Regions from separate parts of the Homo sapiens genome. Here region 2 is linked to region 1. Evidence: chromatin contacts called from ENCODE Hi-C or POLR2A ChIA-PET data. All regions are on one chromosome and are shown on one strand. The core of a region is the stretch at or near the end of the contact, and the rest is flanking DNA. Distances in the headings are between cores, read along the strand shown. Region 1 holds the start of CTNNA3 (catenin alpha 3). Region 2 holds the start of SIRT1 (sirtuin 1).

Region 1 (6,914 bases), core at 4,267-6,766:
CTCCAAGTCCCCACCTGACCCTGAAGCCTAGCCAGCTTCACCTCTCAAGAGGAGATAAATGTTTATACAGTGTAACTTAAGCAACGCTACTCAAACTGCAGGTCTGCGATGAGAAAAGGAGCTTGTACCAGAATGTAAGTTAATGAGTGCTTCCTTCATCTAGAAAGTCTTGCTACAGCCTCTCCCTCTCCCTCTCCGTCTCTGTCTCCCTCTCCCCACGGTCTCCCTCTCCCTCTCTTTCCACGGTCTCCCTCTGATGCCGAGCCGAAGCTGGACGGTACTGCTGCCATCTCGGCTCACTGCAACCTCCCTGCCTGATTCTCCTGCCTCAGCCTGCCGAGTGCCTGCGATTGCAGGCGCGCGCCGCCACGCCTGACTGGTTTTCGTATTTTTTTGGTGGAGACGGGGTTTCACTGTGTCGGCCGGGCTGGTCTCCAGCTCCCAACCACGAGTGATCCACCAGCCTCGGCCTCCCAAGGTGCTGGGATTGCAGATGGAGTCTCGTTCACTCAGTGCTCAATGGTGCCCAGGCTGGAGTGCAGTGGCATGATCTCGGCTCACTACAACCTCCACCTCCCAGCAGCCTGCCTTGGCCTCCCAAAGTGCCGAGATTGCAGCCTCTGCCTGGCCACCACCCCGTCTGGGAAGTGAGGAGCATCTCCGCCTGGCCGCCCATCATCTGGGATGTGAGGAGCCCCTCTGCCTGGCTGCCCAGTCTGGAAAGTGAGGAGCGTCTCTGCCTGGCCGCCATCCCATCTAGGAAGTGAGGAGCGCCTCTTCCCGGCCACCATCACATCTGGGAAGTGAGGAGCGTCTCTGCCCGGCCGCCCATCGTCTGAGATGTGGGGAGCACCTCTGCCCTGCCGCCCCGTCCGGGATGTGAGGAGCGTCTCTGCCCGGTCGCCCCGTCTGAGAAGTGAGGAGACCCTCTGCCTGGCAACCGCCCCGTCTGAGAAGTGAGGAGCCCCTCCGCCCGGCAGCCGCCCCATCTGAGAAGTGAGGAGCCCCTCCACCCAGCAGCCACCCCGTCTGGGAAGTGAGGAGTGTCTCCGCCCGGCAGCCACCTCGTCCGGGAGGGAGGTGGGGGGGTCAGCCCCCCGCCTGGCCAGCCGCCCCGTCCAGGAGGTGAGGGGCGCCTCTGCCCGGCCGCCCCTACTGGGAAGTGAGGAGCCCCTCTGCCTGGCCAGCTGCCCCGTCCGGGAGGGAGGTGGGGGGGTCAGCCCCCCGCCCGGCCAGCCACCCCGTCCGGGAGGGAGGGAGGTAGGGGGGTCAGCCCCCCACCCGGCCAGCCGCCCCATCCGGGAAGTGAGGGGCGCCTCTGCCCGGCCGCCCCTACTGGGAAGTGAGGAGCCCCTCTGCCCGGCCAGCCGCCCCGTCCGGGAGGGAGGTGGGGGGGTCAGCCCCCCGCCCGGCCAGCTGCCCCCTCCGGGAGGGAGGTGGGGGGTCAGCCCCCTGCCCGGCCAGCCGCCCCCTCTGGGAGGTGAGGGGTGCCTCTGCCCGGCCGCCCCTACTGGGAAGTGAGGAGCCCCTCTGCCCGGCCACCACCCCGTCTGGGAGGTGTACCCAACAGCTCATTGAGAACGGGCCATGATGACAATGGCGGTTTTGTGGAATAGAAAGGGGGGAAAGGTGGGGGAAAGATTGAGAAATCGGATGGTTGCCGTGTCTGTGTAGAAAGAGGTAGACATGGGAGACTTTTCATTTTGTTCTGTACTAAGAAAAATTCTTCTGCCTTGGGATCCTGTTGATCTGTGACCTTACCCCCAACCCTGTGCTCTCTGAAACATGTGCTGTATCCACTCAGGGTTGAATGGATTAAGGGCGGTGCAAGATGTGCTTTGTTAAACAGATGCTTGAAGGCAGCATGCTCCTTAAGAGTCATCACCACTCCCTAATCTCAAGTACCCAGGGACACAAACACTGCGGAAGGCCGCAGGGTCCTCTGCCTAGGAAAACCAGAGACCTTTGTTCACTTGTTTATCTGCTGACCTTCCCTCCACTATTGTCCTGTGACCCTGCCAAATCCCCCTCTGCGAGAAACACCCAAGAATGATCAATAAAAAAAAAAAAAAAAAAAAAAGTCTTGCTACAAAGTGCTTAGGGTGTAGCTGATTTACTTTCAGGCACAAGCCTCTTATCTCGTTTCATAGATTAGTTAAAAATTGGGAACTTCTAATTACATTTTGAACAGTGCTAATTTAAAGTAGGGGCCTCCATTGTTCAAGTTCCAGTATTTGAGAGACTTTCTTTGCACTAAACATTGCCTTCTCCTTCAAATCAATTTCCCCATTGCCAGGAGGCATCTGAAGCAGAAAATCATCCTGGTTAGGATAATGAAAGGCAAAGAAAAGAGGTGGGGAGGGTGCCAAATAAACTTGACCTAATCTTCCATTTTGCACACAGGAACTCAAAGTCACCTATCATATGCTAGAAGCTAGTGATTAAATTGGTTACAGATTACTCGCTGAATCCCAGGCAAAAATAATGTGGTTAAAAACAGTATTTAAGCATGTGAAAAATCAGATGTATCGGCTAACAGTCCTGTTCACCTTCAAAAATTCTGCAGCCTCAATTATCTGTCACTTTCCATTAGATTTGCAACTTTGCTAAACTCCGGAGTTCCACCCCGCTGTACCATCTCACTTAAAATCCAGTATCCAAACAAGAATCAGAAAATCACACTTTTTAAATCTCTAGACTAGCATTCCCATGAGCCAATGATCCATAAATAAACACTATTTTCAAGTTTTCATTACAAAGCGCATAATTTCTCTTCAGGCCAGTTTGGGTTGCCAACTTCTCTTCTTAAATCTTAATCCCTTCTATTCCAAAAAAAATAGAAACATGCAAACAGAAGTTCATGGGGAATAGAGAATGAAACTCCCATCCTTCTGTAGCTATGGTTTTTCTCTAAATATTATTACTGAATAATAAAAACTTCACAATTTAAAAAGTTTTTTAATACAGGAAGAATATATTATTTGATAATTCATAACTCTACCTCTCACTTCACACCACATAATATTGATATCTCTAATCTCTCCACTTTGATTACTTGGGACCAGTAACCACTTCCAATAATTAGTTGTATTTATCACTAATTCCTTAGCTTTCTTCCTTCTACTCTATTTACACAACATGGTTCTCAAACTCAACAATGACAGAATTAAAACTTATCTTCTCTGACTCCTACCATAGCCACGCCTAATTCCATTCTCATGTTTTCCCTATAGAAAAACCCAATACTGAATTGCTCCTCTAGCATGTGCCCTCTATCCCTTTTCTTTCTAGTCTGTTGCCTACAGATTTTCTCCAAATACTTCTAATTTCTCCAAAGATTCACAATAAGTAAAGAATTTATTCTTCCTATTCCTATTTCTTTGTCACAGTTGTATCATAAAAGTCATATAAATCACTATGTCTACATGGTCTTCTAATAAAGTTACTTATACATTCTGTTATTTTCATGTGCAAAGTAACGTAAGTGATCAACAATACTATCTATCGGTTTCAGGCAGAGCTGAAGTATTTTCAACTCTGACATGTAGCTTTGTTGATATCTGTAAAAGTTTATTGAGTGGAAATTTTGTAGGTAGGAGAGATTCCATCCTTCTAAACACTAAGTATTTTGGTATCTATGTGCCTGATAACAATGTTTTGCACATCATAGACAATAAATATATCATTTGGTAGACTAGGAATTTTACAATGCTTTAAAAGAATAACAGTAAAAACACATCTTAAATATCACAACTTTTACCTTCAAACATAGTGTTCTCTAATCCAACACTTCTACAGTTAGAAACAGAGATTAAGGAAATTATCTTAAACATATCTACAACATACATATACACATAAGTAAATAAATACACAAAGATGTTTACCATAGCATCTAGATGTTCAGCAATGATTAATAAAATTATATTCATTCACTTGAACAAATGTTACACAAATTTAAAATAACACCACTGTAGAATAGGTAATATTCTGTGGAAAATGTTTTGGTATATGGTTAAATGAAAAAGCAAGGTTCCAAATTTTATCTATACTATTATTGCAATTATTTTTAAAGCCATCTAGAAAAAAAAAGACTAGAAGGAAACACATCAATGAAATTACAGGAAATATTTTTCTGTGCTTTCAAAATTCCTACGATGAACATTTAATGCTTTTATAATGAAAAAAAGTTTTACCAATCTTTACTCAAATAGGAAGATTTAGACTATGTGTAGGAGGTAACAAATGGGAATAACTTTGTCTATACTGTCTGTATTTTAGGTTTCTCCATTTAACAAACTTGTCCTATGGTTCTACTGAGATAATTTTTTATAATGGACAATGAAATTTTAATAGCACACTCAAATATGCCATTCAAATCTGACCATGGATAATCTGAATCTTCAAATCACAACTATTCTCAATATGTTGAGCTTTCAATCTGTCTAAAAAGCTAGCCACAAACCCAGAACCAATGCAAACTTGAAATCCTGCTTTTTCCACTTTGTTTTAAGCAAATCATTGCATTCTCACGTTATCTCCAGAGATCTTAGTAGGCACATATCAGTGACTCAAAACCTCTACAGTAAATGAACTTTCTGATGTCTAACCCCAATTTCTTCTTGTTTCCATTTGAACTCATTTCTTTTATTTGTCTTCCGTGTAACTGACAGCAGCTGCTCACAATCATTCAGATCCCATTAGATAGTGACCTTTTCTTTACATGATTGATCATTACATCTCATGATCATTCCATACAGTGATTTTCATTTGACTATAACTGGTCATCAAACAGTTCTGAGAGCATTCCTCAACCTCTTAATATTCCTTCCAATTATAAAACAAATAGACATTAAATTCAGAAATTAATGCTTTTTGCCATTATCTCACTTGAAACATCTTCCATTTACTATGAATTAGCTTTTGGTTGAAAGTAAAATCCCTTCAAACATATTCCATCTTTGCTTCCTTTTCCCCACTCCCATGCCAAAGCACAAGCATCCAGGCCATATCTTATCTTTTCCTGCACAGTATCCAATCGGCTTTTTATAGCCAGAAACTCTCTGAATGCAAAGCACGACCTTGGCTACCAGCTTCCCCTGGCAATAGTTCGAAAGTTATTTATAACTTTAAAATTAGCGTGAAAGCCTACGTTTCTCATAACTAGTCAAAACATTCCTATTTCATACAATAATGTGATCTTCCTCAGTTCAGAAGAAAACCCCAAATTTTAAACCTATGATTATAACTAAGACACAGGAATTCAATGCAGAAATGAGAATTCGCTGAAGTTCAGCTCTTCTCTTTACAAACTTGATTCTTACCTTTCTGTTTCTTCCTATAAAGTAAATGGGCTTAAAATTCAGCTCCCGTAGGGAATTTTCCAAAAAGAGCTTTGTGGGGGACGGAAAAAGGCTTCTTGGTGGTCACAGAGTTACAGAGTACCAAATTGAGAGGCAGATGACAGTGGGGCAGTCAATTTCGCTGAGCGTTGTTCACCCAGGATAAGAAAGAAAGGGGAGGTTACAAGCCAGGGTGGGTGGTATCTAATCCTGAACCGCTAGTCACTGACCTCACTGACAACTTGTTACTGAAAATACTTCGTTGAAAAAGGCCAGACACATACTTTGCCTAGAGACCTACAAACATAGCTCTGAATAAGTTTAGATTTGCATTTCTCTAGTTCCTTTCCAAAAGAAGAACCTCTTCTATCTAATTAAAGCCAAAGGCTGGAATTATTGAAAGTGAAAAATGATAAAGCAGGGAAAACAAGAGTCCAGGAAATCCTCACATCAAAAGATCAATTATGTAAAATTCAATGTCTTCAGAACCCTAGAGATGATGGCATCAAGGCCATGTGTCACATCTGAGATCGTATTTTTCTTCTTCTGAAATATTACCTGTCTCATCCCTTGTACCAAGCATCACACTCTCTCCTTCCAGTATTTATGAGGAACCACATCATTATCAGTAAAGAATCTAAACTGAAGATTTACCAAAAACTCAATAGGTTAACCCATTATTAAATTTAAGCCACCAAAAAAAAAAGTCTTCTCCACCAAAATTTATTTTTTCTCTCTATGACTATTCTTTTTCACATTTCCTTTTCCCTTTTTTTTGATATCTTCTCCCTCAATATCTTCACATCCACTGAAACAATCTTTATCATTTCATCAATTCCTTGACATCCCACTCGAACTTCTGTGGCATTTCCTTGGACATTACCATTTTTCCGACTTTCTTCTAATAGCTTCTAAAACAAGAGGTGCTAACTAAAATATGAACTACTTGTTTGAGTTTTGGCAGTCCTGTTCTTAAAAGGCTGAATTCAAAATAAAAAGAAAGCATTTATTTATTGGCTCTCCAGATACTCTTAGCACAAATTTCAGGGAGCCAAGAGGAAAGGCAGGGTCTGGGAACTGTCAGAGAATCAACTATGAAAGGAGTTCATTTTATATGATTTTCAGGATAGCCTTCAAAACAACTGTATTTTTATGTAGCTACCTTTAAAATGGGCATAATTGACAATATATTTATCTAAAGATTCTTAGTTGCTAACATGCTATCCTCCCCAGATTTTTTTAAAGCAGCTTTTTCCCCCTGGAGAATCTAGGAATAGCATCTTTTCACAGTGAAACAAAGAGTAAGTTTTATGTCTCTCAATCCATCTTTTCTTGAATAAAGAAATCACTTGACACTTGCAAAATAGCAGGTTTTGTTTTAGAGCTTTAATAATGAATGTTTTCCAAACCAGGACTGTTGAATTGAGCCCAAGATGAGATATCCAAATTCTATCATAAGCCTAGCTTGTCCTGCTGTGAAACCACAATAAGTTACTTACCTGCCCTGTACCTCTCCTTTCCACCTACAAAATGTAGATGAGAACTCTTATTCTTTTCATTTGCTTTTCAGAGGAT
Region 2 (6,784 bases), core at 3,797-6,296, 190 kb after region 1:
TCAGTTTCTCCATATTCTGCTTAGCAACAGACAGTGACAATAAAAACTTTTTTTTTCCTTTTGCCTATTTGAGGGGTGAAAAGTAATACCTTGGTTTTTTGTTGTTGTTGTTGTTTGTTTTTTTTTTTGGTGAGATGGAATCTCACTCTGTCTCATGATCTTGCGATCTTGGCTCACTGCAGCCTCTGCTTCCTGTGTTCAGCGATTGCCTTGCCTCAGCCTCCTGAGTAGCTGGGATCACAGACCTGTGCCACCACACCTGGCTAATTTTTAGTAGAGACAGGGTTTCACAATATTGGCCAGGCTGGTCTCAAACTGTTGACCTCCTGCCTCAGCCTCCCAAAGTGCTGGGATTACAGGTGTGAGCCACCACTCCCGGTCATGTTTTAATGTTATTTTATTTTATTTTTGAGACGGAGTCTCACTCTGTCACCTAGGCTGGAGTGCAGTGGCGCAATCTCGGCTCACTGCAACCTCCACCTCCCAGGTCCAAGTGATTCTCGTTCCTCAGCCTCCCGAGTAGCTGAGATTACAGACGTGCACCACCATGCCTGGCTAATTATCGTATATTTTTAGTAGAGATGGGGTTTCACCATTTTGGCCAGGCTGGTTTCGAACTCCTGACGTCAAGTGATCTGCCCACATTGGCCTCCCAAAGTACTAGCATTACAGGCATGACTGACCGCACCCGGATGTTACTTTATTTATTTTTTTTGAGATGGAGTCTCACTCTGTCGCCCAGGCTGGAGTGCAGTGCGTGATCTTGGCTCACTGCAAGCTCTGCCTCCTGGGTTTCCGCCATTCTTCTGCCTCAGCCTCCCGAGTAACTGGGACTACAGGCGCCCACCACCACGCCTGGCTAATTTTTTTGTATTTTTAGTGGAGACGGGGTTTCACCATGTTAGCCAGGATGGTCTCAATCTCCTGACCTCATGATCTGCCCGCCTCAGCCTCCCAAAGTGCTGGGATTACAGGCGTGAGCCACTGCGCCCAGCCGTATTTTATTTTTTTGAGTTAGGGTCTTGCTGTGTTGCCCAGGTTGGAGTGCAGTGGCTAGACCGTGGCTCACTGCAGCCTCGACCTTCAGGCTCAAACAGTCCTCCTGCCTCAGCCTCCCAAGTAGCTCGGACTACAGGCGCAAAGCAGGATGCTGGACTAATTTTTAAAGGTTTTGGAGAGATGAGGTCTCACTGTGTGGCCCAGGCTGATCTCAAATTCTTGGTCTCAAGCCATCCTTCCACCTCAGCTTCCTAAAGTGCTGGGATTATAGGTATGAGCCATTGTACTTGGCTAGGACATTTTTTCACTACGTATCCCTGACTACTAATAGGTTTGAGCATATTTTAAATTTTTATATTGTCAAATATTTTTATCATTTAAAAAATGGCTCCTGCCTTGCTAAAAAGTTCTTTCTTGATCCAAAGTTATAAATATTCTAAAATGTCATATTTTTATTTTTGTATTTTTTCATTTAGATCTTCAATCCATCTGGAATTTTTAATTTTTTATATTTTTGAGATGAAGTTTTGCTCTTGTTGCCCTGGCTGGAGTGCAATGGTGCAATCTCGGCTCACTGCAATCTCCGCCTCCCAGGTTCAAGCAATTCTCCTCCCTCAGCCTCCCAAGTAGTTGGGATTACAGGAATGTGCCACCACACCTGGCTAATTTATTTTTTAGTAGAGTCAGTAGTAGTTTGTCCATGTTGGCCAGGCTGGTCTTGAACTCCCGACTTCAGGTGATCTGCCCCCCCTCAGCCTCCCAAAGTGCTGGGATTACAGGAGTGAGCCACCGCGCCTGGCTGGAATTTATTTTCGTATATTGTGTGAAGTAGGGATTTCCATTTGTGTTTTTCAGTTTTGACAATAACATTTTATTAGTACAAAAGAGTTGATACTAACTCCCTTACTAATTGTAGTCACATGAGACTGATATCAGAGCTATTAGGCCAATTTATTTTTTTATTTATTCATTTTTTATTTATTCTTATTTTTATTTTTTTTGCGATGGAGTCTCACTCTGTCGCCCAGGCCAGAGTGCAGTGGCGCGATCCCGGCTCACTGCAAGCTCCGCCTCCTGGGTTCACGCCATTCTCCTGCCTCAACCTCCCGAGTAGCTGGGACTACAGGCGCCCGCCACCACACCCGGCTAATTTTTTGTATTTTTAGTAGACACGGGGTTTCACCGTGTTAGCCAGGATGGTCTTGATCTCCTGACCTCGTGATCCACCCGCCTCGACCTCCCAAAGTGCTGGGATTACAGGCGTCAGCCACCGTGCTTGGCAGGCCAATTTATTAACTTAGGAGAATAGAACTACTAAGTCAGCCAGAATATTAATGTTCTTTTTTTTTTTTTTTTTTTTTTGAGACAGAGTTTCACTCTTGTTGCCCAGGCTGGAGTGCAATGGCACTGTCTCAGGTCACTGCAACCTCCACCTCCTGAGTTCAAGCGATTCTCCCGTCTCAGCCTCCCGAGTAGCTGGGATTACAGGCGCATGCCACCACTCTGGGCTAATTTTTGTATTTTTAGTGGAGACGGGGTTACATCATACTGGTCAGGCTGGTCTCGAACTCCTGACATCAGGTGATCCGCCCGCCTTGGCCTCCCAAAGTGCTGGGATTTATAGGCGTGAGCCACAGCGCCTAGCCTTAATGTTAGTTCTTAACCAGTGGTAGACCAGAAGTCTAATTGGGATTTTTTGTTTTTGTGTTTGTTGTAATACAATTTCTGTTTCTCATTTATCCTACCTGAAAAGCATACTGCATCTCTGACCTCTCAGCATACTAACAATAATATTGATCACATAGCATTTCTTGTAGTTCATAAACTTCACGTGTCAATAATATACTATAAATATAAATGAATTAATGAACAACAGGATGCTCATAAGCTTACAGACATCTTTTTCTCAAAAAAGCTGGGAATTTTGTTTCTGTTTTATTGGGATACTGACTCTCAACATTTCATATATTGCATTCCACCAACGTAGCTGAGAGTCAATTTATGAAATATTTTGTAGTGTAAGACAGAAAGTGGGGAGGACCAAGTATGTCAACCACTAGGAGTGTGGTGCCTAGTCAGGAATTGGGAGGAGTGTAGCAAGAAAGGAAGGACAACAGGATTTGGTCATTGATTGGTCAGATGGATTTCAGAGGGATTGGTATGAAGGAACGCTTCAAAGATTTTTTTTTTAATTTAAGTTCCAGGATACAGGTGCAGAATGTGTAGGTTTGTTACATACTTATAGGTGAGCCATGGTGGTTTGCTGCACCAATCAACCCCTCATCTAGGTTTTATTTATATTTTTTTTTGAGACGGAGTTTCGCTCTTGCTGCCCAGGCTGGTGTGCAATGGTGCGATCTCGGCTCACCGCAACCTCTGCCTGCTGGGTTCAAGCGATTCTCCTGCCTCAGCCTTCTGAGTAGCTGGGATTACAGGCATGTGCCACCACGCCCGGCTAATTTTGTATTTTTAGTAGAGACGGGGTTTCTCCATGTTGGTCAGGCTGGTCTCGAACTTCCGACTTCAGGTGATCTGTCCGCCTCGGCCTCCCAAAGTGCTGGGATTACAGGCAGCAGCCACCGCGCCCAGCCAGGTTTTAAGTCCCGCATGCATTAGCTATTTGTCCTAATGCTCTCCCTCCCCTTGACCCCCACGCAACCAAAGATGGTTTTAAGGCTTCTAGGACTGGAGATGATTACTTTCAGAAATGAATAGTGGTGACCAGATGAAATAAGACTTTTGGATGTAGATAGGACCTTAGCGATATATTTCCAGCTTTTTATTTTTTATTTTAAGGATGAAGAAACAGCTTTAAGTTGGTTGCCTAAAGTCACGCAGGTAATTGATGCAGTATGGCCAGAACCCATACTAGGCTTAAGGGACAGTGTACCATAAACTCGTAGAGGTCCTTTAAACAGATAGAAACGCTGTGCTCCAGGCAGATGCCATAACAAACACTGGCTCTAGATCTACCATGGGTTATATGGGTCCTTAGTTAAGATTAGATATGGAGTCACAGTGTGCCAGAATTTCAGGGAGAGAGGAAAGTGGAAGGGCTTTCCACTAAGCCTTTTGAACTACTAGGTACCCCTCGTTTTACATCTGGTTATCTCATTTAAATCTATGACGTTTTAAAATACTTATTACCATTTAAGACATGAGAAAAATTAAGTTTAGAAACGGCTAGATAGCTCACGCTAGAAAGGAAGGACTCCAAATTTTAACCAAGGGCAGATGTGCATGGAGGCCAAGTCATTTCCTTCCCATGCTCTCATACTGACCCAACAAACCCATTCTGCACGTGAGAAAACTGAGGCCCGGAGGAGGGAATTCACACACGTTTGAAGCCAAGCTGGGGCCAGAAAGTAGATCGGCTGATCTCCAAACCTCCACGTCAAAGGTCTTCCCAGGAGGACATATGCCTTCAAGGATTTTACAATGTATACCACCCTACAAGTGATGGGAGAGAGGGGAAAAAAGCAACCGACTAAGGAGAAAAGCAAGGAGCAGAAAAAGGAGCAAAAGAGGAGCTGTCAGAACGGTGTGAGGAGAGTGGGAAAGGAGCCGCCTCCTTTTGCCTCTCTTCCTACTTATTAACAAAACAGAACGACTATCCAACGTATTTCAGGGAGCTAAGTCTTAGCCAGCTTCAGCTGTGTTTTAACCCTTAGCTAAATATAGACAAGGCTAAGGCAGGCCAGGTGTACACTTCAGGAAGACGTGGAAATTCCCAGGGCGGACCAAAACTTGAGCTGTTCCGGCGGTAGTGATTTGAGGTCAGTTTGAAAGAGAAGTTGAGAAAGCGGCCGAGGGGCGAATTTGGCTGCACTACACGCTCGCCACAAAGAGGAAGGGCCGCCGGCCGCCGGGGCCGAGTGCGCTTCCAGCCCAGGCGGAGCGGTAGACGCAACAGCCTCCGCCCGCCACGTGACCCGTAGTGTTGTGGTCTGGCCCGCGTGGGTGGCGGGAGCGCCGAGAGGGCGGGGGCGGCGATGGGGCGGGTCACGTGATGGGGTTTAAATCTCCCGCAGCCGGAGCCGCGGGGGCGCCAGTGCCGCGCGTCGAGCGGGAGCAGAGGAGGCGAGGGAGGAGGGCCAGAGAGGCAGTTGGAAGATGGCGGACGAGGCGGCCCTCGCCCTTCAGCCCGGCGGCTCCCCCTCGGCGGCGGGGGCCGACAGGGAGGCCGCGTCGTCCCCCGCCGGGGAGCCGCTCCGCAAGAGGCCGCGGAGAGATGGTCCCGGCCTCGAGCGGAGCCCGGGCGAGCCCGGTGGGGCGGCCCCAGAGCGTGAGGTGCCGGCGGCGGCCAGGGGCTGCCCGGGTGCGGCGGCGGCGGCGCTGTGGCGGGAGGCGGAGGCAGAGGCGGCGGCGGCAGGCGGGGAGCAAGAGGCCCAGGCGACTGCGGCGGCTGGGGAAGGAGACAATGGGCCGGGCCTGCAGGGCCCATCTCGGGAGCCACCGCTGGCCGACAACTTGTACGACGAAGACGACGACGACGAGGGCGAGGAGGAGGAAGAGGCGGCGGCGGCGGCGATTGGGTACCGAGGTGCGCAGGGTGCGGGCGGCCGGAACTGCGCATCTCCTCCTCCCTCTCCCCGGGCTCCTACTGGCCTGAGGTTGAGGGCGGCTGGGGGCTCGGGGCAGGCTCCGCGGCGTTCCCCTCCCCACCCCGGCCCTCCGTTCAGCCGCGCTCCTCCGGGGCTGCGGTTCCTACTGCGCGAGCTGCCAGTGGATTCGCTCTTTTCCTCCGTCCGTGGCCCGCCTGGGCGGCCTTGTTCTTTCCGCAGCAGCCAGGTCGGGAGACTCTCGCAGTCGCTTTAAAATAAGTTTCTCTCCCCCTCTTACTCTTTTAGCATATTGCTTTTGTTAGAGCTTTTTTTTTCTTTTTCTTTATTTTTTATTTTCATTGCTTTTCTCCTCTACCCCCCAGCACACTTAAGTCTGCAACTTTTTGGCTGTCCCGTTGGTCTGCGTTTTCAATTGCTTTTTGCAAACTTGACACCTGTGCAGTTTGCTTTTTTTGGTCTATATTTTTATGACTGAAATTACAATTTTTGAAAGAGGAAAGCTGTTTCTATAGTCACAGCTTGCAAAATTTAAAGAACGTGGCTGTTCCTGAAGACATTACCATTCTGTAATGCAGTTAGGAGTGGGTATGGGAGAGAGAGTACTTTTAGAGCTGTTCATATTACTTTTATTCTAATCTTGCTCTTGTGCGGTAATGGTGTTTGGGCTAAACATGCTTTTTTTGTATGTATGTAGTATTGAGACACAAACTTAACACTTCTAGCATAATGAAGCAGATATGTTGCAGTTGTCATGTTCTTGAAGGTTTCTTTTTTTTTTTTTTTTTTTTTTTGAGACGGAGTCTCGCTCTGTCGCTAGGCTGGAGTGCAGTGGCGCGATCTCGGCTCAGTGCAACCTCCGCCTCCCGCGTTCAACCGATTCTCCTTCAGCCTGCCGAGTAGCTGGGACTACAGACACCCGCCACCACGCCCAGCTAATTTTTGTGTTTTTAGCAGAGACGGGGTTTCACCATGTTGGCCAGGATGGTCTTGATTTCTTGACTTCGTGATCCGTCCGCCTCGGCCGCCCAAAGTGCTGGGATTACAGGCGTGAGCCACCGCGCCCGGTCAGGTTTCTTATTTTTGATCTGAGGAGTTTCTATCCTTGATAGGTGTTCATCTTTATCAATATTTGGGTCAGGCCGGGCGCGGTGGCTCTTTCGTGTAATCCTAGCACTTTGGGAGGCCAAAGCGGGAGGATCTCTTGAGCCTAGGAGTTTCAG

What was found. Hi-C counts contacts between places; a loop is a spot of excess contacts on that map. ChIA-PET counts read pairs that join two places held with the same protein, here RNA polymerase II (POLR2A). Pooled maps may share reads with other maps.
Region 2: a map of PC-3 shows a loop between it and region 1 (4-fold over the local background). The contact joins the promoter of SIRT1 here to the promoter of CTNNA3 in region 1. A Hi-C loop is called at or near these places in 1 of 168 maps with a recorded cell type or tissue (PC-3) and 8 of 50 pooled maps. POLR2A ChIA-PET finds 5 or more read pairs at or near these places in 3 of 52 experiments (BJ, HEK293 and WTC11).

What each region holds. Positions count from the first base shown.
Region 1 is chr10:67,690,679-67,697,592 of GRCh38, forward strand. It overlaps CTNNA3 (catenin alpha 3), which reads right to left and starts at 5,517. Exons shown (of 18, transcript NM_013266.4): 1 at 5,322-5,517.
Region 2 is chr10:67,879,610-67,886,393 of GRCh38, forward strand. It overlaps SIRT1 (sirtuin 1), which reads left to right and starts at 5,047. Exons shown (of 9, transcript NM_012238.5): 1 at 5,047-5,542. The coding sequence starts at 5,113. RefSeq lists promoters at 2,727-5,112, 4,083-5,114, 4,902-5,113, 4,940-5,115, enhancers at 4,563-4,622, 4,643-4,802 and silencers at 4,883-5,422, 4,923-5,107, 5,542-5,836, 5,633-5,752.